Linked DNA regions of Homo sapiens: region 1 is linked to region 2. A link is an interaction called in ENCODE POLR2A ChIA-PET data of the cell type or tissue named here. Cell type or tissue: GM12878. All regions are shown on one strand. Region 1 overlaps KLHL36 (kelch like family member 36). Region 2 overlaps USP10 (ubiquitin specific peptidase 10).

Evidence for each region. ChIA-PET counts read pairs that join two places held together with the same protein. Peaks named below come from ENCODE experiments on the same cell type or tissue, not always from the same donor. Only the 100,000 strongest peaks of a DNase experiment are listed, where the experiment ranks them.
Region 1: POLR2A ChIA-PET joins it to region 2 with 6 read pairs; 15 of 35 experiments call an interaction of 5 or more read pairs at or near these places.

The regions. Positions count from the first base shown.
Region 1 is chr16:84,651,563-84,654,062 of GRCh38, reverse strand. All of the region lies in intron 2 of KLHL36 (kelch like family member 36), which reads right to left. Among named protein-coding and RNA genes, the nearest start is that of KLHL36, 4.3 kb to the right of the region's middle. In GM12878, no CTCF peak of the experiment used is centred here; no DNase peak of the experiment used is centred here.
Region 2 is chr16:84,703,462-84,705,961 of GRCh38, reverse strand. The region is part of intron 1 of USP10 (ubiquitin specific peptidase 10); the gene reads right to left. Among named protein-coding and RNA genes, the nearest start is that of USP10, 4.7 kb to the right of the region's middle. In GM12878, no CTCF peak of the experiment used is centred here; no DNase peak of the experiment used is centred here; H3K4me3 peaks cover 1,437 bases; H3K27ac peaks cover 314 bases.

The sequences.
Region 1 (2,500 bases), 52 kb after region 2:
CCCAGTGAACGGCTGCCGAGGGGAGACACCAGCTCCAGTGAGCTGGGGCAGGGGGCAAGAGCAGTGTTGTTTCCAAAACTGGGTTTCTGCTCTAAGTGGGCTGGAGTGATGCTGTACCCGGGTACAATCAGCTGCAATCTGCTTCTGGTGTTTTAGCACAGCTGCATAGACAACTTTCCAAAAACACAGGCACACGAGTTCCCTTTTTTTTTTTTTTTTTTTGGATACAGAGCCTCCCTCTGTTGCCCAGGCTGGAGTGCAGTGGCTCGATCTCGGCTCACTGCAACCTCCGCCTCCCAGGTTCAGGCGATTCTCCTGCCTCAGCCTCCTGAGTAGCTGGGACTACCGGCATGTACCACCATGCCCAGCTAATTTTGTCTTTTTAGTAGAGACAGGGTTTTGCCATTTTGGCCAGGCTGGTCTTAAACTCCTGACCTCAGGTGCCACCACTCCCGGCATATATACATATATCAGTAGAGACGGGGTTTCACCATGTTGGCCTCGAACTCCTGACTTCAAGTGATCCATCCACCTCAGCCTCCCAAAGTTCTAGGATTCCAGGCGTGAGCCACTGCGCCTGGCCTATTTCCCAATTATAAAGGGACATTGGTAACAGAGTTTCCGCATTTCAGGTAACTTAGAAGCTCCAATCCACAGCATTCTCTGATGATATGAGTCTTGTTCATTTCTTTATTTCCTATTTCAGTGCCTTAATCAGATGCAAGGCCAAGTAGAGGGAGAAACTCAGGTTGTCGGGGGCTTACACCTGGGAGGAGGCGGCAGGTACCAGGTATTAGACGTGGAAAAAGAATTTAGCATCAAAAAGGAACAACACTTTTTTTTTTTGAGACAGGGTCTCGCTCTGTCACTTAGGTTGGAGTACAGTGGTGCGATCATAGCTCACTGCAACCTCTACCTCCTGGGCTCAAGTGAGCCTCCCACCTCGGCCTCCTGAGGAGCTGGGACTACAGGTGTATGCCACCAGGCTCGGCTAATTTTTGTATCTTTTGTAGAGATGAGGTTTAGCCGTGTTGTCCAAGCTGGTCTCAAACTCCGAGCTTACGAGATCCTCCCGCCTCGGCCTCCCAGGGTGCTGGGATTACAGGCGTGAGCCACTGTGCCTGGCTGAGCAACACATCTTAGGGCAGACAGGTGAACAGACACTGTGGCCACACAGTGGGAAGACACCAACATGCTGAGAAAGCAAAACCTACCACTACCAACTACATGCAGCAACACGGGTGAGGCTCAGAGGCACAATGTTGCACAAAAGAAACCACACACAAGAGTACCCGACCTCGGATCCCGTTTAGACAAAGTTCAAAAGCAGATCAAACCACAGCGGTGGGGTTGGGACAGCGACTATCTTGAGTGTAACAACTGGGAGGGTTTGGTAGTATTCTGTTTTTTACCCATCTGGGTGCTGGCAACATAGGTGTGTTTAATGTCTAGAAATTAATGGGTACACTTTTTAAAAATAAAAAGTTAGAAACAGGCCAGTCATGGTGGCTCGCGCCTGTAATCCCAGCACTTTGGGAGGCCAAGGCTGGCGGGTCACGAGGTCAAGAGATCAAGACCATCCTGGCCAACATGGTGAAACCCCGTCTCTACTAAAAATACAAAAATTAGCTGGGCATGGTGGCATGCACCTGTATTCCCAGCTCCTCAGGAGGCTGAGGTGGGAGGCTCACTTGAGCCCAGGAGGTAGAGGCTGCAGTGAGCTATGATCGCACCACTGTACTCCAACCTAAGTGACAGAGCAAGACCCTGTCTCGAAAAAAAAAAAAAGTTAGAAACATCATCCAGTGATACAGAAGCCTAGTCCTAAGAGATTCAGTTCAGACAGAAACAAACTCAGGGTCCTGGCATTAATGGACAAAGACTTCCAGTGCTGTCAAACTTAGAAAGCAGCAGTGTCTCCCAAGCTAAGCTCCCAAACAAAGCCCTTGTGAGCGAGCGGCGAGACCTCTCTGGGTTTTCACAATCGATAAAGCTGGGCTTGGCAGGAACCTTCTTGGGGAACTCACGTGAGAACAGGAGGTCATATCTCAAGAGAGCCAACCTCTCTTGAAAATGACAGCCAGTTTTTCTTTTAGAATCTGTAGAATCTCTTTCCCCCTTTTTCTCAACTCTATAGGCTGCTGCCAGCTCCCTTCATCTAAAGAAGTGTTTCTGTATCTTTTTTCATTATTGCCCCACAAGAAGGCTTTTAAGATTTTTTTCCCTAATAGCCTCCCCAGCAAAATCTTAACATCACAGATGCACTGTATGTCTGCTCATGTACTGTATGTATAATTGTGTCTTATGCATAAAAGGAGTAAAATTCCTTCCACCCTCCCGAGAACCAATTTTCTCCCACTTCAGGGCAATATCATACTCATTGAGAATCCATGATCTGAGGTAACCATAAGATTTAATCTCCAAAAGGGATACCTCTAAAGAACAGAGGGCATTACGAATATTTATAACGGGGAAACAGGTTACCAGGAACCTCATACCA
Region 2 (2,500 bases):
TCACCTGAGGTGAGGAGTTCCACACCAGCCTGACTAACATGGTGAAACCCCGTTTCTACTAAAAATACAAAAAAATTAGCTGGGCGTGGTAGCAGGCACCTGTAATCCCAGCTACTTGAGAGACTGAGGCAGGAGAATCGCTTGAATCTGGGAGGTAGAGGCTGCAGTGAACCCAGATCGCACCACTGCATTCCAGCCTGGGCAACAGAGCAAGACTGTCTCAAAAAAAAAAAAAAAAAAAAAAAAGCAAGCAAGGGCATGATTATGTCTGTACTCAACATACACAAATGGAAAGGAGCACATCTTCATAAAACAAAGACAAATGGGAAAACAAAAATCTAGCACCATCAGATCAGGAAGAAAGAAAGAGGGAAAGGGACGGAGGGAGGAGTCAGCTAGATGTAAAAATCAGGTTCAAAAGGCACAGGAGTGGCTGGGTGTGGTGGCTCACGCCTATAATCCCAGCACTTTGGGAGGCCGAGGTGGGCGGATCGTGAGGTCAGGAGATGGAGACCATCCTGGCTAACATGGTGAAACCCAGTCTCTACTAAAAATACAAACAATTAGCTGGGCATGGTGGCGGGTGCCTGTAGTCCCAGCTACTCAGGAGGCTGAGGCAGGAGAATCACTTGAACCCGGGAGGCAGAAGTTGCAGTGAGACAAGATACCGCCAATGCACTCCAGCCTGGGCGACAGAGCGAGACTCCGTCTCAAAAAAAAAAACAAACAAAAAAAACAAGGCACAGGAGTGGGGACACTCACCTTTTTATTAGGGATACTCTCACTTCAAAATGGACTGGTTTTGAGACTCCTGAGCCATAGAGTACAGGCTTAAGGAGATGTCCCTCCAGCTAATACCAGAAAAATAAACTGAGAATGGATCCGAAGAATGACAACCGATAAGGCTGTACACACAAGCCCAACGGGGAGGAGACTGAGGACTCTTAGGAGCAGCCACCATTACAGCGCAGACGGTAGCAGGTGCTGGGCCCGCACTCCACATGCACATTCTCCTAACAATTCTCATGTGAGCCCAAAAGGGAAAGTCGAGGAATTCAGGCTGTAACAGCCCCAAACCACATTTCTATCTCAACACCTTACCTGCCCTATTCCAGGAGAGGGCAACCAGGGCATGATGTTTCAAGACGGGACAGAATGGCAGTGCTGGTAGAGCTTCTGGGTTCTCAAGTCATCTGATGAAAATGGGATCATGGCCCAGGAGCTTTCAAATAGCCAGAAAATAGCCAGTTCAGAAAAAATCTAGGATCTGAAGATTCTACATCGAGGTTTATGATAAATTCTACATTTTCTGATCCTTGAAACAAATACTATACACATACCCCAAGGGCTACCTTTATTTTCCTACACTAATTCTTCATCCAGCCTGTATTGACAGAAATGGTCAAAGAAAGACCTTTTGGGAGAACACTTCAATAAACAGGAAAACTGCAGTCCAAGCACATACAAGTCTCTGGAAATGAACATCTACACTGCTGAAGTGGCACTAAAGTGACAAATGACAGTAATCCAATGGCCCAAGGCCAGCAAATTCCATTGCAAACAGATTTATCTGTTTTGTGCGATGGTGATTCTTGCATGTGTGGCAGTAAATAGAAAAGTAACAGCCTAATTACAAATTCAAAAGCAAGCTCTTCCCACTACGTTTCATATTTTGGTATAGTACCAGTAATAAGTGTCCTCAGCAACCACGTTTAATGTGCCACCTGAATACCAGGAACCATTAACAGGAAGTACCTACATGTCTGAAATTATATCTTTAAAAACAAACAAACAAACAAAAAACCGAAACAAAAACCCTGATGTAACTAATTCAATTGGAGATGATACCACTTTTCTCAATTACTTGAATGTTATATTCTGAGCACAGCACAGTGCAACGTGCCGCTTAGGCTTGGCATTAAACAGCAATCATTAAGCTTCGTAATCCTTTTCTCCTTTAAGTTTTCCTATGTGAATCACTGCTTAAATCCTATCAGTTCCACGTAACAGAACACTGGAATACATGTCCTAACTTTTGCTTTAGTGAGGAATTTAGAATGTGGTAGGCCCGCTTAGTATTCACTGGAATTTCAGTGCGCTGTGCTCTCAATGAGATGGGCTCAAGAGCATGATGGTGAGGTCCTGGTACGGCGCGGCTGCTCAGGCCATCTGTACAAACCACTAAGGCGACCACTGGCTCACAAACTTCTCAGGCCATCTGTACAAACCACTAAGGTGACCACTGGCTCACAAACTTAAAACATCTACTCTTAGGACATGTTTAAATAGCTTGCTGTCACTATGCAAAGGAAAACTGTTATCTCCAAATGCCCTGTCAACATTTCAAACAATTGTATTTACTTCAGCTGCTCATTACTTGAGATTCTAATAAAAATGTATCTCTTTTAAGAATTAACACTAATCCAGCTGTTGGCTAGAAACAGATATTCAGCAATACAGTAACATTCAGCCATATGCTAGAGGGGGAATCCAAGACTTT